Linked DNA regions of Homo sapiens: region 1 is linked to region 2. Evidence: chromatin loops called from intact Hi-C (ENCODE). Cell type or tissue: CD14-positive monocyte. All regions are shown on one strand. Each heading gives the region's core, and the rest is flanking DNA. Links, peaks and the distances in the headings are about the cores only.

The links. Peaks named below come from ENCODE experiments on the same cell type or tissue, not always from the same donor. Only the 100,000 strongest peaks of a DNase experiment are listed, where the experiment ranks them.
Region 1: a loop joins it to region 2, with 6 times the contacts of the local background. A loop is called at or near these places in 2 of 110 quality-filtered maps.

The regions. Positions count from the first base shown.
Region 1 is chr1:228,988,047-229,004,574 of GRCh38, reverse strand. No RefSeq gene overlaps it. Among named protein-coding and RNA genes, the nearest start is that of LINC02815, 160 kb to the left of the region's middle. RefSeq lists a silencer at 6,599-6,893 and an enhancer at 14,266-15,016. In CD14-positive monocyte, for the core only: no CTCF peak of the experiment used is centred there; DNase peaks (open chromatin) are centred at 9,154 and 9,724; H3K4me3 peaks cover 1,002 bases; H3K27ac peaks cover 3,156 bases.
Region 2 is chr1:229,040,682-229,057,209 of GRCh38, reverse strand. It overlaps the pseudogene ISCA1P2. Among named protein-coding and RNA genes, the nearest start is that of LINC02815, 110 kb to the left of the region's middle. In CD14-positive monocyte, for the core only: no CTCF peak of the experiment used is centred there; no DNase peak of the experiment used is centred there.

The sequences.
Region 1 (16,528 bases), core at 4,168-12,167, 51 kb after region 2:
TGTCTATTCACAGTGTATCTTCTTCCATCTTGAAAGTGCGTCACTTGTGGAAGGAACAAAACGCCATTACCCTCTATCTCATGGAGAAGCAGAGGTAAAAAGCAGAGAAGCGCTGTTTTACCCCAGCCTTCCTTATCTCTCTCAGCCATACTGGAAGCCCCCAAGGACGCATGATTATCTCAGGGTGACTGATGCTCTCTCTTTCCTTAATGCCACACACATAAGTCCACACTTTCAGCAGAAGAAAATACATAAGTGAGTGTAACAGAACAAGAGCCAGCTATGCATGCTTACATAATATTGTTTTGGGGCCTGTAAAACCCTGACTAGAAAAAATATTCCTTGTGCTCATGCCCGGGAGTCCACTCACAGCTCTGGTCTAGTCCCTTCAGTGTGGTGTTTTGATGCTGTTAGAAAGCAAAATGCCCCTGAGAAAGGGTACAGCTTGTGAAAAATCTGCAGGCATGAAGGCTGTGAGGGCTTTGTTAGAGGCGGGAAGAGCATCTGTTATTGGCCAACGAAGGTGGGTTCATTTCTGCATTAGCTCTGTGAGCCCAACCCTGAGCCAGACACCAAGATACTCGGTAAAGTAACCCCTTAGTAATGGTTTCTGGTTGGACCATCTCCAGAGCCCTAGGAAAGCCCATGAAAGGAGCTGCCATCTGACGTGGTGTTGGCCTGCAGCCCTTGCTCGAGGCTGAGGAGGACATCTGGGCCTTCCGCTGCCTGGGTGTTTGCCTGGTGAACAATGGCTGTAGCCAGAGTGTCTCCTCAGAGTCAGGCCCCGGGCTCTGTGACCTCAGGAGGTCAATAAATATTTGTTGACCGACAGACTCCACTGCTTGTCTTATTACAGACACACAGGGGGCCTGCCACTGCTGGCCAAACCCCAGTGTGGCCCCATCAGAAAACACAGGACAATAAACAGAGACGGATGGTCTGCCAGGAAAGACAGTGTCTTCCATTTGGTCATCCTCTTCCCAGCTGTGCCCTTCATTGAAGTTACAGGGCAGAGCGAGTGGCCTCACCAGGCCTCGGGGGCACCAGGACCTGAGGCACCTCCTTCCTCCCTCCCCTCCCCCTGTCCCGAGGTGTGATGGACAAAGGGAAACCCCGCCGGGGTGCCGGCTGATTAACCTCCCTTTCACACTGGCCTGGTGCGGGGCCTGGGCCGAAGTTCCACAGAGTTAGCAGATGTACTTCTAATTATTTATTAGGACTTCTCTCAGTGTGGCTCTTCTAATGAGACACTCTAAACTCCCAGAGGCTCGCCCGCAGGGGAATCATACAGCCACAGTTTGCAGGCAGGAAAGGCATGTCTCCATCACCACCCAGCTTTTGCCTGAATTTAGGTATGCTGTTATGTGTAAAGCGTAGAAAGTCACAGGTTTAAACACTAAGCCAGGAGACCTGGCGGCTGGAATGGCCTAAATGTTGACTTCATGGACTGAATTGTGTCCCCCCAAATTCATCTTGAATTCTTAATCCTCAGGACCTCAGAATGTGACTGTATTTGGAAACAGGATCTTGAAGAGGTAATTGAGTTAAAACAGGGATGGGCTAATCCAATCTGACTGGTGTCCTTATAAGAAGAGGAGACTGGACACAAACACAAACAGGGAAATTGTGTGAGGACACAGGGAGAAAATGACCAACTGCAAGCCAAGGAGAAGCTACCCTGGTAACACCTTGATCTTGGACTTCCAGCTTTGCAGAATCACAAGAAAATACATGTCTGTTGTGTAAGCCACCCAGTCTAAGCGGCTCTGATATGGCAGCCCTAGCAGACTAATGCAGTGGCCCTGGGGAATGTTGTCCTTTATACCCGGGGCTTCACAGCTTACCATGTGTGCCATGGCTAGTGGCTTGTGCAGTCTGCACCACAGGCCTGAAGGGCAGGTCAAGAAGTATTACAGGACTCCTGCCCCTTATCTAAAACTACTGGGAACAAATGTGTTTGGACTTCAGGATTCCTCAGATTTCAGAAAGATCAAGCATGCATATACCACAAATTATTGAACACTGAGTGAGTCTGACATAGCACCCATAATTAAACACACGAACACTTCTGAAATGAAACAGGATGCGTGTGTGTAGAGATAGATGTCTAGATATAGATATGTAATTGCACTGAGGGATTTATATAGTTTGGATATTTGTCCTCCCCAAGCCTCATGTGAAATTTGATCCCCAGTGTTGGAGGTGGGGCCTAGTGGGAGGTGTTTGGTCATGGGGGGCTGATCCCTCATGAATGGCTTGATGCCCTTCCCCAAGATAATGAGTGATTTTTATTCTATGAGTTCACGTGAGAGCTGAGAGCTGGTTGTTTGAAGGAGTCTGACACCTTCTCCCCGCCCTCTTGCTCCCTCTTTCTTGCCATGTGACATGCCTGCTCCCCCTTCACTTTCTGCCATGATTGGGAGCTTCCTGAGGTCCTCACCAAAAGCAGATGTCAGCGCCATGCTTCTTGTATAGCCTGTGGAACTGTGAGCCAAAGAAACCTCTTTTCTTTATAAATTACCCAGCCTCAGGTCAGCAGCACAAAACAGACTTAGACAGGGATACATATAGAATATATATAACCTCCTGTTTGTTCATATGAAATTTTGCCACCAAAACAGTTAGTACTAAGTGGATAAATACTTTTTTGGTTTGGGGAACTTTAGAAATATGCATAGGGTATTATGGACTTGTCTAATACCCCCACCCCCACCTCCTGACTTTCATAGATGAAGAAATCAAGACTCAGAGGGTAAGCAGTTCATTGGAGATCACTTGACTCATGGAAGAGCAGCTTGGCTCTTAACTTCTGTCTCCTAACTCCAAGATCCATTTCCTTCCACATGAGCCTAGAGGGCCTCCCTATAGGGTTTATTCACCACCAGCTGCTTGCAGATGCCTTCCTATGTACACATCACCCACATCCTTCCTCCACACCTTGCTACCTCCCGGCTCCACCTTGAACACCTGGCAGCTGTCAACAGACATTATCTTCTAGGCTCACTTCTCTGACCTCTCTGACTCTCACAGTTTTGGAACTAGAAATGATTTTAAAGATTATTCTAGCATGGTAGCCTGCTGATGTTTTTAAAGAATCAAGCCCTTTATTTTTCCAGTGTAATCATACATCTCGGATTATCAAACAAATACAGCAGAGCTTCAAAGTGAGCTGTACAAGGTAAGCCTGGCGTCCTTTCTTAGCCCAACCAGCCAGAGAGATCTGAGGTACTGTTACTGCAGCAAATCCGTATCTGTGCAGTCTGCAGCAACCTCGATTCTTGCCTCCTCAGAAGAAAGAATTCAACTGAGGGGCATAAGTCATAAGGTGTAAGGGAAAACTGAGGCAAGGTGTTTTGTTTGTTTGTTTGTTTTGAGACGGAGTCTCACTCTGTCATCAAGGCTGGAGTGTAGTGGCATGATCTCAGCTCGCTGCAACCTCCGCTTCCTGGGTTCAAGCGATTCTCCTGCCTCAGCCTCCTGAGTAGCTGGGACTGCAGGTGCATGCCACCGCGCCCAGCTAAATTTTTATTTTCAGTAGAGATGGGGTTTCACCATATTGGTGGCCAGGCTGGTCTCGAACTCCTGACCTCAGGTGATCCACCTGCCTCGGCCACCCAAAGTGCTGGGATTACAGGGGTGAGCCAATGCACCCGCCCATGAGGCAAGGTTTTAGAGCAGGAGTGAAAGTTTATTAAAAAGCTTTAGGGCAGGAATGAAAGGAAGTAAGTACACTTGGAAGAGGGCCAAGCAGGCGACTTGAGAGGTCCAGTGCAGGGTTTGGCCTTTGATTTGGGGTTTTATACGTTGGCATGTTTCTGGGGTCGTGTGGTACATCTCCCCTGATTCTTCCCTTGGGGTTGGCTGTCTGCATGTGCAGTGGCCTGCCAGCACCTGGGAGGGGTCTTGTGTGCAGTGCGTTTACTGGAGTCATGCACATGCCCACTTGAGGCGTCTGTCCCTTACCAGTCCAGCGTTCCTAGAAGAAGGTCATATACCAGTTAAACGCCGCCATTTGCCTTTTAGTGCGCGTGTTGGGTCCACTCACCCAACTCCTGAGATCTTATCTGGAAGCTGCTGATCACCAGTTTCAGGTATTTTCTATCTATTGGGAGACTGCCCTTGCCTGGCGCTGGCTGCGACCAATTACTATTTTAGAGCGATCGTTAACAGCCAGCTGCCTGTCACCTGATGGTCACCTGACATTTCTGGTGGGTGTGTCAGGGCTGGCTGGGGAGCCCCCTCCTGTCCTGCTCATGCCTGACTAGCTACCTACTATAACAGAACCTTCACAGAACTCTGGGGATCCCCAAAATACAGTCTGGTAAACTCTGGTGCAGTGTGACCCTCTCATACCATGGAAGAGAAAAAAACAAGATCTGCCAGGTCACAAAAGTAGATGATTTTTACAAGATGCCCATAAGTTATGACTAATCTCATTGCATAGAGTCAGAAACTGAGGCCCCGAAAAGAACAGCAAAAACGAAAACAAAAACAAGAACAATAACAACAACCCAAGGGCAAGCAGACTGCTGTTTCCATCCTAGCCCGTGGGCCGGCAGCAATGCTGCAATTAGCATGCCTTACAGATACATGTTCCAGGCATTTCATGTTGCTCTCCCATATGGTAAACAGAAAAGCGAGATGTACTGTCTGAAAAGCTGCCCAGTTGTATCCTGGGCTGACCAGGTTTATGCTCGGGAATTCTTAGCAGCAATAGTTTGTAATATGAAGCACAAATTCCAATGCCCATCCTTATGCCCCAAGTGTTCGTAATAATGCAGTGACCCCTGAGTTAACCAAATGTAAAGAAATCCCAAAATATGTTACATAAGAGAGATTTTTGTTTCTCTGCTCTAGAATCTGCCAAATGGAGTGTTTTCAAACTTTTCATCTCAAAAAAATTCCCCCTAGACTAAAATCCAAAATCCAAGAGTTCAATCCAAAAAGGATAAATCTGTTAAAGGTCATGATCCTGGTAACTACTAGATTGTAGTGAAAATTGATGTTTTCATGACAGAAAAAAAATTAGGTAGTAGTATTTTGGAGGAGTTTTGCCAAAAAACTTTGGATATCTCTTTCAGTTTTCTTAAAGCGATGCTTGTCTTTTCCTCCGCCTTCTTGATTCCATTGTGAAAGTCACCTCTACATGTTTGGGGACGGTTCCAGGGACTTCAAAGTTTGCTCAGCTACTGTCTGAAAGTGAGATAATGACTATAAATTGTCCTTTGATATTCATCACCCTCTTGCTCTTGATAACAGAAGCCCCTGAGCACAGGGCTCACAGCTACGCACAGGGATATGACGTTCTTCAGCCTCCCTTGAACAAGATATGGCCCTTAGGTGAAGGTTGCACAAAAAGGATGCAAGCAGAAGTGATGTGGTCTACTTCTGAGTTATGTTCTTAACAGGACCACGCTTGCCCCTCACTCACCCCTGCTTCATGTGATTGAGGATGGTTCCCCAGGGCTCGTGAAAGGGAACCGGGCCTCTGGATGATGACCTGCTGCAGCGTTACCCACACTCTGGGCCACATGTTTTGGGGTCCCTTTGTTACAGCGTCTTCCCTCTATCTACTAACAAGCCTGGGACATGATGTGTGGGTGTGACAGCTGCAAGCAGCAAGCATAGCAGGAAGCCTGCCGTCTCCCACTCCCCTGCATGCATTTACTCCCCTTCTTGACCCATTTTCTGCTTGTCCTATCACAGCCCTATCTGAGGAGAGGAGCTCTGTCCTCATTGTAAAGATGTCACGGATAAATCTTGAGAGGAATGACTCTGAAGAATGCACTGGGCTGGCTGGGTGCGGTGGCTCATGCCTGTAATCCCAGCACTTTGGGAGGCCGAGGTGGTTGGATCACGAGGTCAAGAGACTGAGACCATCCTGGCCAACAGGGTGAAACCCCGTCTCTACTAAAAATACAAAAATTAGCTGGGCATGGTGGCGTGCGCCTGTAATCCCAGCTACTTGGGAGGCTGAGGCAGGAGAATCGCTTGAACCCAGGAGGCAGAGTTTGCAGTGAGCTGAGATCACACCACTGCACTACAGCCTGGGCAACAGAGGGAGACTCCATCTCAGGAAAAAAAAAATGCACTGGGCTAGAATTAAGAGCAGGAAGTTCTGGTCTTGAGCCTTGGCCAGAATGTGATGTCAGCTTCGGTGACAGCACTTGTGAGCTCTTGGGGAAAAAAAGTAGCCATTGTGACCAAGGACCCGAGAAGGCCACAGGTTACTGAAGAACTTGCGCTTGATGCTGCCCTTCCTCATAAGGGTAATCTCAGCCAATGAACGCAGGTCGGCCCAGCACATGGGGAGCGGGGACTCTGGGCCAGCAGCCCTCACATCTGGTTCACATAATGATACCTCACACAATCACCACTGTCATCCTCTTCTCCACAGGCTTTTCTCCCTGGAGCACTGAGCAGATGTGAACTTTCTATACTGTGGTGGTGGGCAGGGTAGGGGACTCTGATATTTTCAATCATTTACTCATTCATTCATCAACAAATATTTATTGAAGGCCTGCTGTGTGCTGGGTGCTACGCTTGACAGGAGGGTCAAGGCCCCTGCTCTCATGGAACTCACATTTTAGTGGTGGGAAACAGAGAACAAGTAAGTAAACATTGAACAATATTATTTTAGAAAGTGATTAAGAATCAGTTGAGGGCTACTTTGGGAAGAGTGGTCAAGGACACTCTCTTCAAAGGGCTGATGTACACCCTGAGACCAGCACCAGGAGATGAAACCAGCCATGAATAGTGAGTGCAAATGTCCTGGGGCTGTCAAGCTCTTGCTAAGTTCCAGAAACCTAGAGAAGGCAGTGCCGCTGGAGTTCGGGACGTTCAGGGTGGAGGGCGGAACAGTAGGCAGGGGCCAGATGGTACAGGGCCCTGCGGACTCTGACATGGACTTTCAATTTTATTTTAAGCACAATCTGAAGCCATTGAAGGATTTTTAAACAGGAGAAGGATGTGGCATGATTTGCTTATTAAAAAGATAGCCCAGCTGCTATGCAAAGAATGACTTTTAAAAGTGCAAAAATAGAAATACGAAGACCAGTTAGGAGGGTATTGCAGTAATCCTGGCGAGAGGTAATAACTATTATTATCCCCATTTCATGGAGGCCTAGAGAAGACGGAATTTATGCAAATGCATACTACAGATAATAATAATGCTTTACTTTTATTTGCATAGTGATTTTAATTTGAAAAGCCTTTTTACCTATAGCACTTCATTCAAACTTCAGAGCAACCCCGGGATAAACTGTGATCCCATTTCCTAGACTTGAAGTGAGCCTCTGAGAAGTGGATGCCTGACAAGATCACAGAAGTGGTCAGGGCCAGAAGCCTGGTTTAACTCCTGGTCTCCCGACTCCTAACTTCCAGTTCTTTCCATTCCCCTTTCCCTACCCCATGCCACTTCCCCAGATTAAAAGCAATGGGCATAGAAGCCAAACCAAGTAATCAAGCATCCAAAGTCACACAGGACATCCGCCCTGAGGGGCTCCAGGAGTAATCGAGCTACCCACCGAGTCCCTGTGAGATGCCAAGCTCTACTTCAGTTGCTGCCAGAGGGTTAGAGAACAAAGGAAACAAGACATTCCTTGGCCCCCAGACACTTAAAGTCTAGTTGGGAAAATCAAGAGGACTTCTATAGATTATTTACAAATGCTCTGCAAATTAAAAGCCATATCCAATTACAAAAAACTTTGGGAAGAACCCAGATTCTTTCCCTGTGTCCAATGGGCCTGAAGTCTATTAACAAAGGTAATTCCTTTAAGTGGGACTTCATGTTCCTCAAGGGCAGTTGCTGGCCTGTTAACAAGGTCAGCAGCATCAGCCGGGTAATATTGGGCTGGAGAAGTCCTTTTCCAAGTGCCCTCTCTTATCTAATGTGGCACAGCAAAACACTCTCAAACTTAGTAATCCAATAACCATTTTTATGATCCTCATGAATTTTGTGGCTCATGAATTTGGACAAGGCTGAGCTGAGCTGGCTTGTTTCTGATCCACCGTGTTTGGGCCTCAGCTGAGAACACGCTAATGGCCAGGAGTTGGAATCCCCTGACACCCCATATGGCTGGCGCTTGGACTGATACTCACAAGGCTGAGCTGAGCTTGGCTTGCTAACCAGCCCATTGCCTTGTGCTTTCTCCACGGGCTGGGGCTCCCCACTGGATCATGGCCTCATGGAAGTCATACTTTTGCCTTGCAGCCTGGAGCTCCAAGAGTGAAGGTTCCAGAAAACGAGGTGGAAGCCACATGACTTTGACTTACTCTCGAAGTCCCACAGTGTCCCCTCCACCACGGTCAGTTAGGCAAATTATTGCAAGGTCACCCACACTCAAAGAGGGGGCCATAGATCCTGCCTTTCAATAAGAAGAACATCAAAATTTTACAGCCACAGTTAAGAACCACCACTGTCCCCTTTACCTAAATGGTGTGTTCCTGTGAGTAAATATAAATTAATACTGAATAAGGTGTTCATAGTAGCATTGCCAGTGTGCAGAATGAAGGAATGACTACAGTTAAGATTGCCTAGTCAGGAGGGTGTTAATACAGATGTTTTTCTGAAAGGTTCATTTTAGTTAGATTTTAAAGGATGCAAGAAAAATATTGATTTCAAATGAATGCTAATTATAAATGAATCTACTCATTAAAGCAGCACAGCAGGGCTTACACTTGGAAATACTTAGAGAGAATTAATAGAGTTATTATGTGCTTGAGATAAAAATAAAAAGAGAATGCTAGGTTGCTGAAAGAGAAAAAAGCAAAGAGCCAGTCTGAGAAACACCACGGAAAATGTGTGTTTTTTTTCGTGTTGATTCTCCTGGTAGGCTCCTGGGCTATTCTCTAGTCAGCTCTCTGGCAGCAAAGCATAGTATGATTTCAGAGTATCTCACAAAGAAGAATAGGTTTTCTTCTCCCATGGTAAGCTAGAATGCATGTGTGCACCTGGTAAAACAAAAACCTGGGTTAGTTTGAACCTCTTCCATTGCTTTTTAAAACATCTTTAATAAGATGTAATTCACAAATCATAAAACCTACCCATTTAAAGTGTATTATTCAGTGGTTGTTGGTGTATTCACAGAGTTGTGCAACCACTAGCACAGTGTAATTTTAGGTTGTTGTCGTCACCCCAAAAAGAAACCCCACCCCATGAATAGTCATTCCCATTCCTAACCTCCTCCCCAGCTCTAGGGAACCTCTAATATACATCTGTCTCTTTAGGTTTGCCAATTCTGGACTTTTCACATAAATGGACATAAAGTGCTTCTTTATGTCTGGCTCTTTCACTCAGCATAATGTTTTTAAGGCTCATCCATATTAGCACTTCATTTCTTTTCAAGAAACAGAAATGTTCCATTTATGGTTATATTACATTTTGTTTATCCATTTATCAGTTCATGGACATTTGAGTTGTTTTCACTTTTTGGCTACTATGAATTATATTGCTATGAATGTTCATGTACAAGTTTTGTGTGGACATACATTTTCATTTCTTTTGCATATGTACCTGGGAGTGGAACGCTGGGTCATGTCTATGTTTAACATTTAGAGGATCTGCCAAAGTGTTTTCCAAAGGGGCTGTACCATTTTACATTCTCATTAGTAATGTATGAGAGTTCCAACTTTTCCACTTCCTTGCCAATACTTGTTATTTTCTGTCTTTTTGATTATAGCTACCCTATTGGGCATGAAGTTGCATCTCATTGTGGTTTTGATTTGCACTTCCCTGATGATTAATGATGATGAGCATTTTTTTCAAGTTCTTATTTGTCATTCATATGTCTTCTTTGGAGACATGTTTACTCAAATCCTTTGCCCATTTTTAATTGGATTACTTGTCTTTTTATTATTGAGTTGTAAGAATTCTTTTATATACTCTGGATATAAATCCCTTGCTATACGTGAATTTGCTAATAGTTCCCTCTATTCTGTGGGTTATTTTTTTCCTCTTTCTTGATAGTATTGTTTGCAGCACAAAAATTTTAACTTTGACAGAGTTCAATTTATCTATTTTTTTCTTTTGTTGTTTGTGCTTTTGGTGCTATATGTAACAAACCATTGCCTAAATCAAGATCGTACAGATTCTGTTTTTTTTCCAAAGGGTTTCATGACGTTAGCTCTTACCTTTATGTCTGTGACTATTCTGAGTTAATTTCTGTGTATGGCGTGAGGTAGAGGGTCCAACTTTACTTTTTTATTTGTGGACATCACTGTTTATTTGTGTCCACCACTGTTTGTTCAAGAGTCTATTTTTCCCCCATTCAGTTGTCTTGGCACCCTTCTGAAAAATCAATTGACCATAAATAAAGGGTTTATTTCTGGACACTCGATTACATTTCATTGATCTATGTTTTCCTTATGTCAGTACCATATGGTCTGATTACTATAGCTTTATAATAAGTTTGAAAATCAGGAAGTGTGAAAACTTCAAGTTTGTTCTTTTCCTAGATTGTTTTGGCTATTCTGGGTCCCTAGCATTTTCACATGAATTTTAGGATCAGCTTGTTAATAATTTCTGAAAAAGAGCTGGTTAGAATTTTGGTAAAGATTGTGTTAGATCTATAGATCAGTTTGGAGAGAATTGTCATCTCAATAATATTGTCTTCCTATCCATGGCCTTGGGAAATCTTTCTATTTATTTAGTTAGGCCTTTCATTTATTTCAACAATGTTTTGTAGTCATCAGTGTATAAGTCTTGTATTTTTTGGTTAAGTTTATTCTAAGAAATGTGTCCCTTTTGATACTACTATAAATGAAATTGTTTTTAATTTCATTTTTTTAAATTGATAAGTAGTAATTACATATATTTATGGAGTATGATGTAAAGTTTTGATATATTTGGACATTGCGGAATGATTAAATCAAGCTAATTAACATACCTAACATCTCACATACTTACCATTTTTTTGTGATGAGAACATTTACAATTTACTTTCTTAGCAATTTGAAATATACATTATTATTAACTATAGTCACCGTGCTGTGCAATATATCTAAAAACTTATTTCTCCTATTTAAGTGAAACTTTCTACCTTTTAACCAATGTCTCCCCCAGGAAGCCAGCTTCTGGTAACCATCATTCTACTCTCTATTTCTATAAGTTCGACTTTTTGTTTTTAGATTCCACATATAAGTGAGAATATGCAGTATTTATCCTTCTGCGCCTAGCTTATTTCACTTAACATAATGTCCTCCACATTCATCCATGTGGCCACAAATGAAAGAATTTCCTTCTTTTTAAAGGATGAATAATGCTCCATTGTGTTTGTATGCTGCGTTTTCTTTGTCCATTCATTTGTTGATGAACACTTAGGTTGATTTCATATCTTGGCTATTGTGAGTAATGCTGCAGTGAATATGGGGGTGCACATAACTCTTTGATATGCTGATTTCAATTCCTTTGGGCGTATACCCAGAAGTGGGATTGCTGGATCATATGGTAGTTCTATTTTTAGTTTTTTGAGAAATCTCCATACGGTCTTCCATAATGTCTGTACTAATTTACATTCCCAACAACAGTGTGCGAGGGATCCCTTTTTTCCACATTCTCACCAACAGTTTATCTTTCGTCTTTTTATAATGGCCATCACAGTATATTGTGCCACTGCTGACGTTTCTGTTCAGTTACCTTATTGGTCAGCTAATGATTTGCCAGAAATTTCTTTAAATGCTTTGAGCCAGTAGATCTTCCACCCTTTGCCAAGGGGCCCCGGGTGTGCTGGGGCATCTCTTCAATGCTCAGTTTACAACCCTGCTTTAACCTTTACTTCTTGTTTGTGCAGAGCCTTATGGTTAGCCAGAGATTGGGTGAGCTGAGAGACTGGGACCTTCTTGGGTCTTTTCTGGGCTTGTGCACAACCCTGCACACATGCATAGATAGCCTTTTAGATCCCTGGGAATATGTCAGAGCTTTTCAAAGCCCCACAGGGAAACATCATTCCCCAGCTATTCCTGTTACATTTTTGGCCAGACTCTTGATTGTCCCACCTGACAGTGCAGCCTCAGGCAGCTGCAGTGATACACAATTGCTGCTGATGGTTTTTGACCAATCCCCTGGGTATAGAGTTTTTCTTCAGAGTGAACTCTGTTAGGCCAAATTTCAACAATGCCTGGTAAATGGGACTTCTCCAGAAGTCGGAAGGACAGCTAAATAATGACAATGCTTTGCAGATGGGACATTTTGAGGAGCTTCAAACCCAGTCTATTTCCTCTGGTGGCTGCAAAGTTGCTGGTTTTTACCATTCCTGTGGTTGTGAGGCTGCTAGTTATCATGGCTAACAGGGGCTGGGTAGAATGGGATGGGAATAGGCCAAGTTCAAGTGTCACAAACCTTTCTGCTCTTACCAAGGTTCAACAGTTTTTCCTGAATAAACGCCCTCAGATTGTTGCCAGCCTTTGGTTAATTTCCAGAGTTCTGAAACAGTTTATTTTGACCATTTCCTAGTGTTTCTGTTATTTTAATGGGAGAGTAGGCTTATGGAGGGCCTCACTCTGCCATTCTGTAACTCCTGCACCTCTTCCATTCTTAAACAGGACCATTCCTATTTGGTTGCATTGGAAAACTATATCAAAACAACATTTTCTCTCCAAAGTCATTTTGGCAAAACCTCTGACCAACCAGAGATATGGGTGAAGAATATTCCATGGTCAAATAAATTCAGAAACTATCCTTTGCTCTACCTTATTCTTGGAGAGTCCCAGTGCATGTTAGCATTCGAGAGTGGGAGAGGTCCTGCTGTAAAGAATCCATTTAGTTCTGCTTACCAAAGGTTTCCTAAACATATTTGCCTGTATAACTGTCTTGTTTTACTTTGTTTCATTTGCTTAACACGTCTTAATTAGTGCTTCTCAGAGTCTGCTAAACTAACCTTAAAGGTGAACTCCGGGCCAAGTGTTTGGCCCACTTTTCAGAACTAACACCTCAGGAGTCGGGTATCTGATGAGAATTGTCAGGGTCCCCATGAAATACAGCTGTAGTACTTTTGCCTTTATTTCTATTTTCTTTATACTTCATCTGATGTCTAAAGAGGTGACTATGTTTTTTTCAGGTTTGGAGATGTGAGTCCAGCTAATTTACTTGTTTCAGCTCCATTGTGAATATGCTGTGTGATCTAAGAAAGTTGCTTTATCTATTGTGGTTTTCTTTCCTTTCGCCAAAGAAAGGATCTGCGAACTCATCTCCTGGAATAAGGAAGTGCAAAAAACTTTGCGGTGCAACGTATGGGTTTCATCTTCTTCAGGCCCCTCAATCAATAATGGATTCTAAGAAACCACGCAGACTTGGAACGCCACAGAATCAGTGATCCCAGTCATATGCATGCACATGCATACATGCACACACACGCGTGTATACAACACCCAGTGGGTGTGGTGAGCCCAGCAGGGCTGGGGTGGCAGGAGTCCCCAGCAGGTTGCCTCCATCTGAGAGCAGCCTTGTCCCTTTGCGACAGGGGTGGTGCAGAGATAATTCTTTCCTCTGACGGCCTTGACCTGAGTAAGCCTGGGCAGCCCTGGCCTGGGAGGCTTGCGAGCATCCCCACCGTCACTGGTGAAGGGCTCTGGGATAGAGAGTCAGGAAATTGGTTCTTGTTCTGCCTTTGTCACTCTTCTGGAAAAGTCACCTCACTTTCCTGGGTCTTCGTCATAGACCCAGGAAATGAAGACATTGAACGTTATGACTGCCACAGTCCTTGCCAGCTCCGGAGTTCCTTGAATTTTATGATACAGGATGTCTTCCTAGTGCAAGAGGTCCCAGTGTCATGCATGGCCGTGGTCCCATCAAGGGCCTCCTAACTTCCCCCAGCTCTTGTCAGGCCTGCACAGGGCAGGCTTCCAGAAAACAGCCTCCTTTCTGGCTTCTGTCAGCACAGCAGTTGTGAACTTCCTGCCATGTGGCTCATAGCTTCAATGTCTGGGCCAAATGTGGAGAAAGGGCAAGCAGAGAAGGCCTGCAAGGAGGAAGCTGAGGGACTGGCACTGGCTCCCACTTCCTTCTTATCTGTGGGTGAGGCACAGAAAGCCCCCGGCCCTCCCCTGCCAGGGTGCGGTGTGTGGGCCCCTGATCGGCAAGGCCTCCACATCACTACCACCTTACCACCTTGGCCTCCACGTGTTTCAGAGCCGGCTCCCTTCCCATGGCCTTTCCACTCCACCCCACCCCACCCCCAGCTCTGACATCAAAGCAGTGGGCTCTGGAGCTCTGAGGATGTCCCAGGCTGTTCACACAGAGGCCATTCCACATTTTACAGCTCTAATTGGTTTTGTAACTGCAGTGAGTTGATGAGAAACACACCCGCTCACACGTAGAAGACAGGGAGCACTACAAACTTTGCTTATTTTGCAAATGCAATGAAGCAAGACAGCAGTGTCACTGCCAACATCTGACTGATCAAGAGTGTCCATGGCATTTTTCCAGAGAGACAGCTGGGCCTGCGATGGCCTTGCAGGGCCCCAGATGCTCTGTGGGGTGCTCCAGTGTCCCTCCCTCACTTGTTTACCCGTGAATGCGCCACATCCTGCCTGGGGCTGGTCAGGTGAGGCTGGAGGACTTCATGGCGGCAGGCTCAGCCTGATAATCCCAGGCCAGCGGGTGGTGCTAGGGTCAGGCTGCACATGGACAGGAGGATGAGAGGGCATGGGCAGTCACCGCAGATGGGGCCAGCTTGGGCCTGGCACACTGCAGGTGTTCAGTTGAGACTGGTTAAAAAGTCCTCTTGCTAGAGCTCCTGACTCTTCTTGGTGCTAACAGGCACCTCCGGCTTGTCCTGTCCATAACCCACGCTTGTTTTCTGCGCCAGCCCACCCTAACCTCCTCCATCTTTCCATTTCAGTGAATGGCACCACCCCCTACCAGAGCTGAGAGAAAAGCCTACCAGCTCCCCATCTCTGGGGACATCAGAACAGTGGCGTCCATGCTATCAGCACCTCCTCCTGCAGCCGCCAAAGAGTCTCCTCATTTTCCCTTTCGTCCCTGCAGTCTGTTCTCCAAAAACAGCAGGAGCAAGCTTTCACAAATGGGAGTCAGGTTATGCAGCTTTCCTGCCTAAAATCCTCGGCTGGCTTCCCATGGCTCTTGAATAAAATCTCAGCTCCTCGCCACAGTCTAAAGGCCCTGACTTCCTACCTAACTTCTTTCATTTTTGCCGTGAGTCCGTTTGATCCAGCCTGTGGGACTGCTGTCTGTCCTCAAGGGCATGAACACGGTGCTGCTGAAGGACTTTTGCATGTACTCTTTGTCTGCCTAGAATGCTCTGCCCTCCGTGTTTTCAAGACCCGCCTGTCCTCCTCCCTTCCTCGGAGGAGTCCCTTACCACCCAATGGGAGGGCATCACTCCATCTCATCCGTGCTGCCAAATACTTCCCATTCTACTATTTGCAACCATTACCATCCAACATTTAGATAACCATTTTTATAGTTTTTGTTGTTGATTTGTTTATAATTAACCTCCCCTACAAGAATGAAAGCTTCTAGGTTGTCTTGTTGGCCACAGTGCCTAGAACAATGCCTGGCACCCATCAGTGCTTAACACGTGTTGACTGAATGGAGCTGGGCCTGTTCCACTTTCATAAGTCACCCCAGTAGGAATTCCAACCATGTGGAGAGTAATGACTCCATCCCAGGGTTCACAGAGACCATGGCGGGTTGAAGTGGGTCACTTCGGACTTCAGCAGAAACTCGACAGCTCCCTGTGAGCATGCCTGTGGCCACACTGGTGAGGCTCCACCCTCACTATGGACCAGCAGCACATGAGGGGCCAGCCGAGGTCACCAGGCCCTCCCTCCTCTCCTGCCAGCTGAGCCTCCCTGCATGTGGGTGGGACCATGAGGGATGTTTGCGAGTAGAGAAAAGGAAGAGGCAAGATGAAGACTAGCTCAGAAATGTGACTGTTTTCTTTTTGTTTACCTCTATTTTCTGATAATTATATAGTGATCATGTATGTCTTTCATAATTAAAAAATCATTGTAAAAAATTATTCTAGTAGATTAATAGTATCAGAAGAGACAGAGAGCTAGAAATAACAATTTACCTTTAAAATATCTTGAAAATGGACTGCAACCATGTGCAATGATCCAACCCTCTAGCTCAGGAGTCGGCCGCCCACAGCCCACCACCTGTTTTGTAAATAAAATTGTATTGGAACACAGCCATGCTCATCCTATAGATGCCTTCTAACTCTATCACGTTAGAGTTGACTTGTTGCGACAAAGACCCCGAGGCCTGCAACAGCCTGAAATGTAGACCACCTGGCTCTTTGCAGGAAAAGCTTGCTGGCTCCTGCCCTAGAGAGTACCCTGCTCTCCGCGTTTACCGGGGTGCGGGGGAGGTCCCTCCACAATGCCAGCACAGGCAGCCTGCAGCTCCTGCTGTGTCCTCTGCCCGTTTGGTGTATCTGTGTGTCTCTCTGCTGAAGGTCAGAAACTAGATTCATCTTTATATTTTTATAAGGCCTGGCACATTTTTTACCTTAAATGAGTCCATATTATGAAAATATTTCTGTTCTGCTTGAGTAAGGAAGTCTCA
Region 2 (16,528 bases), core at 5,444-13,443:
TGATTGGTTAAAATTCAAAGAACTAGTATTTGGCCACCTTTTAGCACCATTTAGCAATTATTTCAAATATGTTCCTTTAGAATGTGCAGGTGCTTGTTAAGAGTTCTTTTCAGCAAAGATCCTAACACAACCGGAAAAGTCCTCGTGTAATATCCTGTTACGTTCTCTAGGTTGATTTTACATTCTGCCTATATGACTGAACACATTTCCAATGCAATTAAAAAATAGTTTGCAACAACTCAGTGGGTGCTGATGTGCAGCTTCCTCAGTTGCCTGGCCCATCATTTTCATCAGGTTACTCTTAGGGCGTTCTGTGACCCATAACACTAAGGCTATGTGACCCATAACGTAAGACCAAGGCCTGCTGGCCTATAAGGCAAGGTGCTGTTACCAGCTTACTTGATGCCCCTGGCTCATCTTAGACTTGAGGTCTCCTAACTCCTTGCTTAGAACACTTTCACAAGATTCTTTTGTCCCCTAAACAAAACAAAACAAAACAAAACAAAACAAAAAACAACCCAAAACCAAAAGCCTTGAGACCTCACTTTTTGATTTGAATTTTTATTTAACCTAATGTCCTTTTATCTCTTAATAGTTGGCTCTGGAACCCACTATGCAGCTGAATCCTCTTTCGTCAGCCCTTGTGTTTGTTGGTATAATTTGGTGTAAAGGAAAATAAAAAACTCTCAGGACCCCCGAAGTCCTTATGCAAAAGGGAAGGTTAAGCCTGGAGACGGAGTCACATAACACTCCCTTCCAAATGAAGAGCTGTTACCAGCATTATGTGGTTCCCCTCTGGAAGGTAAAAGTCCTCAGACATCTACAAAGGACTACCCCACAGACCATTCATAAGTAAATTCTTTGCTAGCCTCCTATAAATAAGCACATGTCAATTGTAACTTTGGATCTACAGTCTAAGGCTAGCGCCAAAAACTAGTCAGTTCATTCTGTATTGATAATGTGAGTTACAAGCTTATCTTCCCAGGTGCAGAACATAGACAAGATGAGACCAGTCATTCCTCCACCTACCCAGAGAAGTCTGCATAATCAGTTCTTCATTTACTCCCTTTTTTCTCTTCAAACATTCCCTTTATCTTATGTAAAATATAGATTTAGTGAGCACTAATTAAAGTCTTACAAGAATGTGACCATTTACCTTACTGCCTACCTGCCTGTCTTCCTACCTGCCTTCCCCCCTTTAAGGAAATGTACAAAGACTAAACCTTCTGAAAACCTTTTTAGAAAAAAACAGCCACAGATGTGTCAGTGTTTTCCCTGGATGCTCCCTCCAGCTGGCTTAATAAACCTTGATTGACTGAGACTTTTGCTTCAGTCACTCATTTCAGTTATCATCAGATTACATGAGAATATCACTGTGATATCTAGAAAAACAGCCTCTGCTGCTGTAGGAACCATGCTTGGAAGGTCTTCCTTCATTTTCAGTGCCTGCCTGCCCTTCTGCAGTAAAAATCACCTACTCTACCTGCCCTGGCACCTACTCCCCTAGCACCAGCCAAAGGATGCCCCGCTGTGAAGACAAAGCTGGAGTCCCCAGGAGGCATCTCCACATAGGTAGGGTGTTTGGAAGAGGTGGGGTCCTCGGGTCCCACCAGCCAGAGAAACATTCAGTTAAGGCAGAGCCTGGCGTGTGGTCAGGGAATGCTTTGCTGAAGAAGAAATCTCGAAATAGATGTGTAGGTGTAACTGAGTAACCCCCTTTTTCTAAGAGATAGTGAATGAGTTGTTATTATTATTATTTCTCTTCTTTTCTCTTTTCTCTATTTCTCCCTGCTCCCCACTTCCTACTTAGCCCTTCAGAAATGCAATTATAACTTTCTACCTCCCCTTCACCAGACACTCCCTACAGGGTGAGTTCATCTATGTGCTTAGAAGCTCTAGAGGGGGATTGTCTCCCACCAGAAGACTGCCTTGAGGACAACAGTCAATTTACAACTCAAGGTATACCTGCTACAAAACCCTCTCCCACCTGGAGAGTTTTGGCCACCTTTATAACCTAGCTCTACCCACCAAGACACCAACTTGACCACCTGGTAGATAAGGCACTGAAGGTAGTATGTGGACCCCTACCTGTTCACTTCCTGCCCTGCATGTCATTCATGCCAGGTCCCCTTTTGAAAGTGCCCACTTTCTTTTTATTTTATTTATTTATTTTTTTGAGACAGAGTCTCACTCTGTTGCCCAAGCTGGAGAAAAGATCTCGGCTTACTGCAGCCTCCACCTCCTGGGTTCAAGTGATTCTCCTGCCTCAGCCTCCTGAGTAGCTGGGATTACAGGCACGCACCACCATGCTCAGCTAATTTTTTGTATTTTTTATTAGAGACAGGGTTTCGCCATGTTGGCCAGGCTGGTCTCGAACTCCTGACCTCAGGTGATCCACCCACCTTGGCCTCCCGAAGTGCTGGGATTATAGGCGTGAGCCACCACGCTTGGCCAAAAGTGCCCACTTTCTGCTCCAAATTTGAAGTGGTACTCTTAAGGCAGGGAAGCCTGTACTTCTTCCCCTAAGCTAGTTTTGGAATAAAAAATCACCTTCTTTGTACCAGAGCTTGTTCTTGTTCACTGGACTCTGCAAGGGGCAAGCGACTGAACCTGTGTTTTGGTTACACAGGGAAACCTCGGCACCTTCAACACATTAAAAATACTGAATATACTGTCTCTCCTACTTCTGGGTCCACATCAAATTTACTTTCACATTTTGTTTAATTTGGGGAGGAAAGAGAAAAGGAAAGTAACCTTGGTGAGATCTTTTCTTATTGATCTATTTATTTATTCGTTCATTTACTCAATGAATCCACTATGTGCCACATGATTTGCTAGTAGTGAGCAGCAAGATGACAAATGATAAAAATACCATCTATCCATGCCCTTGTCAAGTTTGATGTCCAGCCAGAAGCCATCAGCATTTGGAAAAGTTTTTCTGTTATCACAGATGCTAGCCTCCCCCAGACCACATTGTGAGAAAGGTGAAATTTGACCTGGATGCAATTTCACTCTTTTCCTTCCTCTCTGTATCAACCTTCCTCTGCTACCTCACTGGGCCCGGAACCCTGTGGGATCTACTGGTGGTCTCTGTTTCTATAAGGACACGACTGACCTCCCAGCTCCCTTCTCTGAATCCCAACTCCTCATGGTCATGGGTCAGAGGGTAACTGTCCTTCCAATTCTATTGCCCTAAGGGATCACCACTGACTTGGTCTGAAATAATATCCTCCCTGACCATCCACTGTGAGAGGTGCCCTCTCAGCCAAGGTAGCAACTGATTATGTTTATAGAGATCAAAGGATTTAGTCGTAAGAATAGTATTTGATTTAGACATTGTTTTTGTAGCATTTCAAAAATGTGGAAATGGAAGCTGGGAGGGGTTGAATGGCCTGCCCAGGTCCACACAATTCATAAAGGGCTGAGGCAGGCATCAGATCCATATGTCTGACTTCACGTTCCCATCTTCTCCATCATAATACCCTGGATCATTGAGATGCTCATGTGAGTAGGCTCTTGCACCTGGAGAAAACTAGTCAAACTCCATGTATTGTTAAGTTTCTACATTTATATTTGTGTAGGGCTTCTTAGAGCCTGAACTCAACATCAGTGGTAGGCTTTTCAAGCCCTCAAATCACCCTAAGTGATGGTTACACACTCTGCTGGTTTTTAGACAATTGATTCCAATATGACTTCTTCCATAAGGGTAGTGGAGATGCAGAATGTGCAGGAGACTCAGGGTCCAGGAGCGGGAGTCAGGGTAATAGATGAAAGGACCCAATCAGGTTTGATCTCAAGACCTGCTATAAAATTAGCTATAAAATTACTAATAACATGGTGAAAGAATATGCTGAGCTGAGACAAGAAAGTCATTGAAAAAGGAATTGGCCTTGAACTTGGAGGAAGGCAGGAGAGAGATCTGATAGCCCTGAATGACAAAGAGCTGGTCCCTTGAGGGTCTTTCTCAGAGGGGAAGACCGTGGGCTGGATGAGTACTTCTGTTGAAGAGAAAATTTGTTCAGAAAAAGCACACTGGTTATATGACATGGAGTGAACTTCAATGACTAAGAAGAAGCAATGTGGGAGAGAAGATTTTTTGGGGGGAAAATGTAGTGAGTCTCCAGCCCTATGGCCAGTCTCTAGGTGTCTGGGGATAATCCCCTGGTGAAATTCACAAAACTGCAGCTGTCTGGACCTTGACACCAGAATTTTTGATTCAACAGGTCTGTAGGAGACCCAAGCATCTGAGTTTTCAGAAGGTTCAAGGTGATTCTGACACCCTCCAAGGCTGAAGAACTTGATCCAGCTTGTACTTCAGAGCTGGCCTTGGCTTGCTCTGTCAGCCCCTGTCCAAAAGTCAGCTTCTTCCCTGGCATCAGCTGAGGCCATCCCCTTTGAGTTGACTTTGACAGCCTTTGACTTCCCGAATAACAGAGAGCACTGGAAGAATTCTGAATATTTTTTATTTTTATTTCAGTAGGTTTTTGAGGAACAGATGGTGTTTGGTTACATGGATAGATTATTTAGTGGTGATTTCCGCAACTTCGGTGCACCCATCACCTGAGCAGTGTACACTGTACCCAATGGGTAGTCTTTTATCCCTCACCCCCCTCCCACCCTTCCCCCACCAAGTCCCCAAAGTCCATTGTATCATTCTTATGTCTTTGCATCCTCATAGCCTAGCTCCCACTTATAAGTAAGAACATATGATAGTTGATTTTCCATTCCTGAGTTACTTCACTTAGAATAATGGTCTCCAGTTCCATCCAGGTTGCTGCAAATGCCATTATTTCATTCCTTTTTATGGTTGAGTAGTATTCTATGGTGTGTATATATATATATATATCGATATATATACATACACATTTTCTTTATTCACTTGTTGATTGATGGGCACTTGGGCTGGTTCCATATTTTTGCAATTGTGAATTGTGCTGCTATAAACATGCATGTTCAAGTGTTTTTTCATATAATGACTTCTTTTCCTCTGGGTAAACCCAGTAGTAGGATTGCTGGATCAAATGGTGGACCTACTTTTAGTTCTTTAAGGAATCTGCACACTGTTTTCCACAGTGGTTGTACCAGTTTACATTCCCATCAGCAGGGTAAAAATGTTCCCTTTTCACCACATTCATGCCAACATCTATTATTTTTTATTTTTAAATTGTGGCCATTCTTGAAGGAGTAAGGTGGTATCACACTGTGGTTTTGATTTACATTTCCCTGATAATTATTGATGTTGAACCTTTTTTCATGTGTTTGTCGGCCATTTGTATATCTTCTTTTGAGAATTGTCCATTCATGTACTTAGCCCATTTTGATGGGATTTTTTTTTTCTTGCCGGTTTGTTTGAATTTCTTGTAGATTCTGGATATTCGTTCTTTGTTGGATACATAGTTTGCAAAGATTTTCTTCCACTCTGTGGGTTGTCTATTTAATCTGCTGGTTATTTCTTTTGCTGTGCAGACTCTTTTTAGTTTAATTAAGTCCCACCTATTTATCTTTGTTTTTGTTGCATTTCCTTTGGGGTTCTTGGTCATGAAATCTTTGCCTAAGCCAAAGTCTAGAACGGGTTTTCTGATGTTATCTTCTAGAATATTTTTGGTTTCAGTTCTTAGATTTGAGTCTTTGATCCATCTTGAGTTGATTTTTGTGTAAGGTGAGAGACGAGGATCTCACCTTATTCTCCTATATGTGGCTTGCCAATTATCCCAGCACCATTTGTTGAACAGGATGTCCTTTCCCCACTTTACATTTTTGTTCGCTTTGTGAAAGATCAGCTACTTGTAAGTATTTGGCTTTATTTCTGGGTTCTCTGTTCTGTTTCATTGGTCTATGTGCCTATTTTAATGCCAGTACCATGCTGTTTTGGTGACTAAAGTCTTGTAGTATAGTTTGAAGTCAGGTAATGTGATGCCTCCAGATTTGTTCTTTTTGCTTAGTCTTGTTTGGGCTATATGGACTCTTTTTTTGGTTTCACATGAATTTTAGGATTTTTTTTTCTAGTTCTGTGAAGAACAATGATGGTATTTTGATGAGAGTTGCACTGAACTTGTAGATTGCTTTTGGCAATAAGGTCATTTGCACCATATTGATTTTACCCATCCATGAGTGTGAGATGTGTTTCCATTTGTTTGTGTCATTTATGATTTCCTTCAGTAGTATTTTGTAGTTTTCCTCATAGAGGTCTTTTACCTCTTTGCTTAGGGATATTCCTAAATATTTTATTTTATTTTTTTGCAGCTATTGTAAAAGGAGTTGAGTTCTTAATTTGATTCTCAGCTTAGTCACTGTTGATGTATAGCAGTACTACTGATTTATGTACATTAGTTTTGTATCCTGAAACTTTAATGAATGCATTTGTCAGTTCTAGGAGCTATTTGGCTGAGTCGTTAGGGTTTCCTAGGTATACAATCATATCAGCGAACAGCGACAGTTTGATTTTCTCTTTACCAGTTTGGATACCCTTTATTTCTTTCTCTTGTCTGATTGCTCTGGCTAGGACTTCCAGGATTATGTTGAATAGACGTAGTGGAAGTGAGCATCCTTGTCTTGTTCCAGTTCTCAGGGAGAATCCTTTCAACTTTGTCCCATTTAGTATAATGTTGGCTGTGGGTTTGTCATAGATGGCTTTTTTGGTTAGCTAGTATTTTGTTGAGGATTTTTGCGTCTATGTTCATCAGGAATATTGGTCCGTAGTTTTCTTTTTTGTTGTGTGCTTTCCTGGTTTTGGTATTAGGGTGATACTGGCTTCATAGAATGATTTAGGGAGGATTCCCTCTTTCTCTATCTTTTGGAACAGTGTCAACAGGATTGGTATCAATTCTTCTTTGCATGTCTAATAGAATTCAGTGGTGAATCCACGTGGTCCTGGGCTTTTTTTTGTTGGCAGTTTTTTTTTTTTAATTACCATTTCAATCTCACTGCTTGTTATTGGTCTGTTAAGAGTTTCTGTTTCTTCGTGGTTTAATCTAGGAGAGTTATATATTTCCAGGATTTATCCATCTCCTTTAGATTTTTTAGTTTGTGTGCATAAAGGTATTCATAGTGGCCTTGAATGATCTTTTGTATTTCTGTGTTATCCGTTGTAATATCTCCCATTTCATTTCTAATGGAGCTTATTTGGATCTTCTCTCTTCTTTTCTTGGTTAATCTTACTGTTGGTCTGCCAATTTTGTTTAACTTTTCAAAGAACCAGCTTTTTGTTTCATTTATCTTTTGAATTTTTTTGTTTCAATTTCATGTAGTTATGCACCGATCTTTATTATTTTTTTTCTTCTGCTGGGTTTGGGTTTGGCTTATTCTTGTTTCTCTAGTTCCTTCAGGTGTGAGCTTAGATTGTCTATTGTGTTCTTTCAGACTTTTGGATGTAGGCATTTAATGCTATGAGCTTTCCTCTTAGCACTGCTTTTGCTGTATCCCAGAGGTTTTGATAGATTGTGTCACTGTTATTGCTCAGTTCAAAGAGTTTTTAAATTTCCTTCTTGATTTCATTGTTGACTCAATGATCATTCAGGAACAGCTTGTTTAATTTTCTTGTATTTGGATTGTTTTGAGGGTTTTCCTTTTGGAGTTGATTTCCAATTTTATTCCACGGTGGTCTGAGAGAGTACTTGAAATAATTTCGATTTTCTTAAATTTATTGAGACTTGTTTTGTGGCTTATCATATGGTCTATATTGGAGAATATTCCATGTGCTGATGAATACAATTGAATAATTATTAATTGTCCACTTAGCATCTCATAGAGCTGAGAAAGACGTTCCCAAAGCCAACAAAGCAAGTAGCAGCGAGGGGCTCAGAACAGGGCCTTCCTTTTCTTTTTCTTTTTCTTTTTTTTTTTTTAAGACAGGGTCTCATTGTGTCACCCAGGCCGGAGTGCACTAGAACAACCATGGCTCACTGCAGCCTCAACCCCTTGGACCCAAATGATTCTCCCACCTTAGCCTCCCAAGTAGCTGAGACTTCCGGTGTGTGCCACCAAGACTGGCTAATTTTTGCATTTTTTGTAGAGGTGAGGTATCCCTGTGTTGCTTAACCTGGTCTCAAACTCCTAGGCTCAAGTGATCTCCCACCTCAGCCTCTCAAAGTGCTGGAATTGCAGAAGTGAGCCACCGGACCCGGTGGGCCTTCCTTTTCAAGGCTGCCTCTGCCCACGCTCTCCTGCTGTCTCCACTCTTCACTCTGTCTCACTCAGATCCTTTTCTGGCTCTGAATCTCTCTTCCTTCTTTCTGCATTCCCCTTTCCACATTAACCTCCCACAATATGAATCTGATGTACATTAGAAATTATTTGCAGGATTTAACAAGCAAAAGTTTGCATGTCTTGTTCAGTCAAATATTCAATGAGCTTTTCCAGCTCTGTCAAATCCTCCTCACAATCAAATTAATTCCAGGTGGCCTTGCCTATAGGTCAAGACCCTCCAAGAGCAGCAGTCTCCTCACCGTTGAGTGAACCAAGGACAATGAGGTTATGGGTCTTGGTGGATGTTCTGCTTGACTCCCACTAAGCTGGTTTTATTTCTGGTACCTCAGTTTACCTACCTGTAAAACATAGACTCCCTTCAACAGGATGCAGCTAGTGCATGCCTAGCAGAGTGCCCAGCACATGAAAGGACACAAAAAAATAACAAAATACCTATTTTTCATGGGAGTAATAATACTTGCTAAGGGACACTGGGAGATTGATTCAGAGAACTCAACGTCATTTCCAAGGAAGAAAACTAGTCACAAAAGATAGCTTTGTGCTCTTGCCCATTCTGCCGAACTCCAGGACGTGCTTTCTTGGCTGAGGGCCATCCTTGGGAAGGGAGATGTGCTGAGATGTGCTCGTAGGATCAGACTTTATGGTTGCCAGGCACCTCCTCGTTCATTTCTGCTCTTGTCGCTGTGTGTGTGTAGCATCAGGGAGGGGAGGCAGGAACTAGGACCCCTTGATGGTCCCTCAGCCTCTTACCCCTCCAATGGCCAGCAGCAGGGAATGAGGATATGCTCACAGTGGACGATTATGCAAATAAGTACAATATTTTTATGGGTTCTTAGTAACATGGGAAATGTTTACGGTATGAATTTACATTTTAAACGCACACTCCCAAATTGCATATTATGCAGCATGAACTCCTTGGGCTGCGGTGGCCCTGGTGTAAGCCTATGAATTACCCAGTGCTGATCACCTGTGTCCTAGAGGGTCTGGTGACCTCGGGCAGAGGAGCACCCTGGGAGGTAACTCCCTGAAGGAAGAGAGCTGTGGTGGCCAGTGACTGGGGCCTGGAGGGAGGAGTGTCATCTTTCACTTGGAAGAGCTGGGTAGGAATGGTCCAAGAGCTAGTGCATCTCCAACTGAAAGCAGGAAAGAGTGCAGGAGGCAGTCCCGGCTCCAGAGCCCCTGTTCAAGAGGAAGGACCAGGGCACCTAACGGAGCTGGCACAGCCGTTGGCAATAGTGTCACCCTACAGAAGTGGCTTCTGTGCTGTAGTAACCATGTCTTTTGTTTTCTGATGCTTTAACAAATGGGGCCTTGCTTACCCTAGAGGGACTTGCCCCTGAGTGCACCTTTCACATGCAAACCAACCAATTCAAAGCCCACTCCCTACCCCCTCCTCTATCTGGGCTATCATACTCAGGGCTACCACCCACCTGCCCTCATCCAACACCTAGGGCCAGGTACCAGACAACTAGGGACAGCCTCTATGACCTGGCACATACTGAAATGATTCAAGCCAGCCAATCCTAAGTCTGCCTGCCCAGCTTCTCTGGTACTTCCCGCAGAAAGCTGCTAAATGCTCTTGCCCTTGTTTTCCTGTGCTCCCTCTGCCTCCTGACCAATGCTGGTGCCTGCCGTGTGGACCCGGGTGTCATGGCATGCTCCCTCCTCTTGGAACTGTGAGCAATAAACTCTCAGTTCAATGGCAGCTGTCTCCTCATCTGCCTTACTACACCTCAAATTTTCTACTAATATATTTTAGAACATGTGTCCAGAGGATGTAATTGATGCCCTGACAAGGCTGCTATAGGAACAGGAGCGTCCAGCTCAGGTCACGAGGGGCAGGGAAGCTAGGAAAGTGGAAGATGAACCAGGACAGGCTGCGGTAACATCTGAACTCCAGCACATGAGAAACCCACCCTGGAGAGCCCCAGAAAACAAGGACAGGCCACTTCCCAGAAGGCTCAGGCCCAACATGAGCAAGAGGAAAGTCAGTGGAATGGGTGCCAGGCTACGTATAAAACACAGGAGAAGTTGGCAGGGCACATGTGAGATGTGGTGTGTGGTGTGCTAGGGGGATCTGATGATGGGGGAAGGGGTTTTTTTGGGGGGGAGGGGGGCCTGTCTGTAGAGGGAAGATGAAATGAAACCATGGAATAGTGTGCCTGGCCAGGACCCACTCTTCTGATCCTGGCCATAACGAGAAGTCGAAACAGGAGCCTCCACAGCCAGAGGCAGGACTCAGCTCCCATTCGTCACTTGCTGATCAGCTTCACACCCGGGACTCCCAGCTGGAGAGACTTTCACTCTGTAAAGTCAGTGAGAAATCTCGTGTTGCTGAAGCAGATGTCCAGCCAGCTCCAGGAGGTACGGTGGGGCAGCTGTGTCAAATTAGCTGGGGAGGGCTCACACAGCTGTAAGACGGTGGCCGACGCAGGGCGTGGAAGGAAGAGGGGTTGCTGCACTTTCCCAAGCTCCCAGCTGGGGGAACGGGAACCAGGGTGGGTCCCAGGCTGGCTGTCCTCAGCCCCAGGCTGGGAGCTGCTGTGGAAAGATCCCTGCTTAGGCATCAGGAGACCAACAACCTTGCATGGTGACACCTGCCAGCTGACAACCTTGAGCACGCCATTTCCCTAGGTAGGCTGTGCTCCACTCCTCTGTGAAATGGGCTGGTTGTGGCTTGGTAACATTTTCCGACTCTGACTTGCGTGAAGTTTCTTTCCCCCATACTTCCCCTGACTCCAGCAGGGAGTGAGCTCAGAGCCCTTCGCCATTAGGGTAGCCCCTGTGAGGAAGGAAGAAGAGATGGGCTTAAAGTCTTCCCAACCCTACTTCCCAAAAGCCTAAGCCCCAGAAAGGGAGAGGATTTGTGGATGTAAACAAGACATCTCTACTAGAAACAGGGAGAGAGAGGCGGGCTTTTCTCACACACCAGAAAGATGTTCTCCATGAGGAAGATGAAAGAGGAAAGCAAGCAGCAACAGAAAGAGAAAAATCTCTATGAGGGGCCCTGTGGGCAGGATGAAGGAGGGCTTCACCGTGACACATGCAGACCACGAGGCTCCTGCCTGGTCCGATGACCCACAGCTGTGAACAGCCCTGCGAACAGGGACGTCCAAGTGGGAAGAGGGTGACTCAAGTAGAATTAAGTTAAAAATTTTATGATCTGGTGAAGTAAGCCTGAGGCAGCTTTCTGTACCCATTGAACACTAACTCCCCATTCTGCCTCCTCTTAACCCCCTTTCAACTTTCTATCTGCATTTGACTCCTCCAGGTACCTCATATAAATGGAATCATATAGTCTTTGTCCTTTGTGACTGGCTCATTTCAATTAGCATAATGTTCTCAAAGTTCATCTATGTTGTGGCATGTGTTAGAATTTCTTTCCTTTTGGAGGCTGAATAATGTTCCATCGTATGCATCCACCATAATTTTTGTTTATCTATTGATCTGTTGATGGACTTGGGTTGCTTTCACCTTTTGACTATTATAAACGAGGCTGCTATGAACATGAATGTACAAATATCTCTTCCAGTCCCTGCTTTCAATTCTTTTGGGCATATACCTAGGAGAAGAATTGTGAACTGTGTGATAATTCTATGTTCAAATTTTTGAGGAGCCACCAAACTGTTTTGAACAGGGGTTACATTTAACAGGGTTTTACATTCCCACTAAGATTCCAATTTCTCCACATCCTCACCAACACTTGTCACTTGTTATTTTGTGTGGTTTTTTTTTTTTTTGAATGTCATCCTAAAAAGTGTGACGTGGTATCTCATTGTGGTTTTGATATGCATTTCCCTAATGATTAGTGATGTTCAGCACCTTTTTATGTTCTTGCTGGACATCTGTATATATTCTTCAGAGAAATGTCTACTCCAGTCTTTTGCCCATTTTAAAAATAATGAGTTAATTTTTTTTTTAAAGAGGTGGGGTCTTTTTATGTTGTCCTTGCTGGACTTGAACTCCTGGGCTCAAGTGATCCTCCCACCTCATCCTCCTGAGTAGCTGGGACCACAGTTTGTCTTGTTCACCCATTTTTCAATCCAGTTGTTTGGTTTTTGTTGTTGAAATACAGGAGTTAATATATTCTGGATATTAATTCCTTTTTTTTTTTTTTTTTTTTTGAGATGGAGTCTTGCTCTGTCTCCCAGGCTGGAGTGCAGTGGCATGATCATGGCTCACTGCAACCTCCATCTCCTGGTTTAAGCGATTCTCCTGCCTCAGCCTCCCGAGTAGCTGGGATTACAGGCATGTGCCACCATGCCTGGGTAATTTTTGTATTTTTAGTGGAGATGGGGTTTCACCATGTTGGCCAGACTGGCCCCGAACTCCTGACCTCAGGTGATCTGCCTGCCTCGGCTTCCCAAAGTGTTGGGATTACAAGCGTGAGCTACTTCATCCAGCCTCCGGATATTAATTCTTTATCGATACAAGATTTACAAATATTTTATCCCATTCTGTGGTTTGCCTTTTTACTCTCCTGACAGTACCCTTTGAGGCAAAAAAGGTTTTTTGTTGTTGTTGTTTGTTTGTTTGTTTTTGTAGAGATGAGGTCTCACAATGTTGCCGAGGCTGGTCTCCAACTCCTGGGCTCAAGCAGTCCACCTGTCTTGGCCTCCCAAAGTGCTGGGATTACAGGCGTGCACAAAAGTTTTTAATTTTGATGAAATTCTATTTATCTATTTTCTCTTTTTGTTGCCTGTACTTTTCAGAAATCATTGCCAAATCCAAGCCATAAAGCTTTTCCCTGATGTTTCCTAAGAGTTTTATAGTCTTAGCTCTTACCTTTAGGTCTTTGATCAAGTTTGAGTTAATTTTTGTAAATGGTGTAAGGTAAGGGTTCAACTTGATTCTTTTACATGTGGATATCCAATTTTTCCAACACCATTTGTTGAAAACACTGTCCTTTTCCCAGCGAATGCTCTGCAAACCCTTGTTGAAAGTCAATCAACCAAATATGCAAGGATTTATTTCTGGGCTCTATATTCTGTTCCATTAACATATTTATGTATCCTTATGCCAGTGCTGCATTGTTTTGCTTTTGTGGTAGCTTTGTAGTATACTTTGAAATCAGGAAATGTGAGAGTTCAAATTTTCTTTCTTTTTCTCGATAGTTTTGGCTATGTGGGGCCCCTTGAGATTTTATATGAACTTTAGGATGAGTTTTTCCATTTTCGCAAAAATCACTATTAGGATTTTGATAGGAATTGCAACGAATGGAGATTGCTTTGGTTAGTATTGTCATCTTAATAATGTCAAGACTTATCATCTATGAACAAAGGATGTTTTTCCATTTATTTAGTCTTCTTTAATTTCTTGTAGCAATGTTCTGTTATTTTCTGTGTACAAGTCTTTTGCTTCCTTGGTTAAATTTATTCCTGACTATTTTATATTTTTTGATGTTATTGTAAATGCAATCATTTTCTTTTTTGAATTGCTCTTTGTTAGTGTATAGAAATGTTACCAAGTTTTGCATGCTGATTTTGTATCCTAAACTTTGCTGTATTTGCTTGTTATTAATAGCTGTAACAGGTTTTGTGTGTGTATGATCTTCTGCATATAAAATCATGTCAACTGTGAACAGAAGTGGTTTTATTACTGCTTTCCTTTCTTCCTTCTTTTTCTTGCCTAATTGCTTCAGTTAGAACTTCCAGTACTGTGTTGAACATACGGCCAAAAATGGGAACCCGTGTTTTGTTCCTGATCTTAGGCTAAAAGCTTTCAGTCTTTCACCATAGATTATGATACTGGTGGTGCACTTTCATATATGGACTCTACTATGTTGGGAAAATTTCTTCCTACTCCTTATTTTTTGGGCATTTTAAAAAAATCATAAATGGGTATTGAATTTTGTCAAATGGTTTTTCTTCATCAATTCAGATGACCATGTGGGGTTTTTTTTCTCTTCATGCTATTAATGTGGCATATTACATTGATTTAGTGTCATATGTTGAACAATTCTTACATTCCAAGAATAAACCCCATTGGTCATAGCGTATTTTTTTTAATATGTTGCCAAATTTGGTTTGCTAGTACTTTGTTAGGCACTTTTGTGTCAATATTCATAAGGAATATTGGTCTGTAGTTTTCTTGTAATTTTGTTTTCTGGCTTTGGTATCAAAAGTAATGCTGGCTTTATTGAATGTTAGGAAGTGTTTTCTCTTCAACTTTTGGGAAGAATTTGAGAAGCATTGGTATTAATTCTTCTTTAAAAATGAGTAGAATTCACCAGTAAAGCCATCTGCTTCTAGGTTTTTCTTTTTTTTGTTTGTTTCATTTTCAAAATGCATCACTTTATTTTCCTTATAAGGCAGCCGCACATTAAGCATGTGACAGTCACGTGATTTCTTCAGTGAGCCCCAAGGCTTCCACGAGCTTTCCTGGAGCCTATGGCCAGAAGAGTCCTGAGATTTCAAATATTAAAGGTTTCTCGACAGCCACAAGTTCCTTTGATGTTTGGGTTATTGAACAAAAACTCACTGGATAATTTGTCTTCAACATAGTCCATTTCTGTTCCTAAAAGTGTTAGCTGGGCTTTCTTTTCGATGAATACTCTGACTCCATCTTGAATAACTTCTTCATCAGAATCTCCTTTTGTCTTTGTATATTCTACAGTATAAGAAAGGCCATTACAGCCCCTGATTCAGACACCAGCGTTTACACCTACATGCTCAGGCTTATCTTTAAGAAGTTGTTTTATCTTGTTTACTGCTGAGGGTGTCAGGGTGAAGGCAGCCCCGTTGGGCTGCAGTTTCCTCTTTCTAGTTTTTTTAGTTTTCCTAGTTTTTCTAGTTTTTTAGTTTTTTTAGTTGCCCAGACTAAGGAAGCTGACATCTTCGCCGTCCTGGAGCCCTGGTGCCTCGGAGCCCGGCCGCCTCAGCCTGTCCCCATGGACACGGTGGGCGCATTCCTGGGCTTTTCTTTCTTGGAGGTTTTTGATAAGCGATTCAATCTCCTTCCTAGTTATACATCTGATCAGATTTTCTATGTCTCCCTGAGTCAATTGTGATAGATTTTATGTTTTATAGGAATTTTTAAATTTACTACTTTATCCAGTTTGTTGGTGTATAATTATTCATCGTATTCTCTTTTAATCATTTTTATTTCTGTAAAATTGATGGTAATGTCCCCACTTTTATTTCTGACTTTAGTTATTCGAATCTTCTCTCTTTTTTCCTTAGATAATGTAGCTAAAGTTTTCTCAATGTTGTTTTTTTTGAATAATCAACATTTAATTTTGTTAATTTTCTCTATTTTTCTACTCTCTTTTTAAAAAATTTCTGCTCTAATCTTTATTATTTATTAATTATGTTCCTTTTGACAGCTTTGGTTTTAGTTTATTCTTCTTTTCATAGTTTCCTAAGGCATAAAGTTAGTTTGTGAATTTGAGATTTTTCTTCTTTTTTAATGTAAGCATTGAAATCTACACGTTTTTTCCTAGCATCACTTTTACCGAATCCCATAAGGGATTTTTAATTATAATTTTTTAAATTTTAGATTCAGGGGATACGTGTGCAGGTTTGTTACAGGATATTTGTGTGGTGCTGAGGTTTGGGCTTCTATTGATCCTGTTATCCAGATAATAAACACAGCATCCAATAGGAAGCTTTTCAGCCCTTGCCGCCTCTCTCCTCCTCTCCTTTTGGAGTCCCTAGTGTTTGTTTTTTCCATCTTTATGTCCACGTGTACTCAAGGTTTATTTTCCACCTAAGTGAGAACATGAGACATTTGGTTTTCTGTTTCCGCATTAATTCACTTAGGATAATGGCCTCCAGCTGCATCCATGTTGCTGCAAAGGATATGATTTTATTATTTTTAATGGCTGCATAGTACTCCATAGTGTACATATGCTGCATTTTCTTTATCAAATCCATGATTGATGGGCACCTAGGTTGATTCTGTCTTTGCTATTGTGAATAGTGCTGTGATGAATGTATGAGTGCGGGGGTCTTTTTGGTAGAATGACCTATTTTCCTTTGGGTATATACCCAGTAATAGGATTGCTGTGTCAAATGGTAGTTATATTTTTAGTTATTTGGGAAATCTCCAAACTGCTTCCTACAGTGGCTGAACTAATTTGCATTCCTACCAACAGTGTATTTGCAGTCCCTTTTCTCTGCAGCTTCACCAACATCTGTCATTTTTTGAAGTTTTAATAATAGCCATTCTGACTGATGTGAGATGGTGTCTCATTGCGGTTTTGATTTGCATTTCTCTGATGACTAGTAATGTTGAGTATTTTTTCATATGTTTGTTGGTCACTCATACGTCTTCTTTTGAAAAGTGTCTGTTCGTGTCATTTGCCCTCTTTTTAATAGGGTTA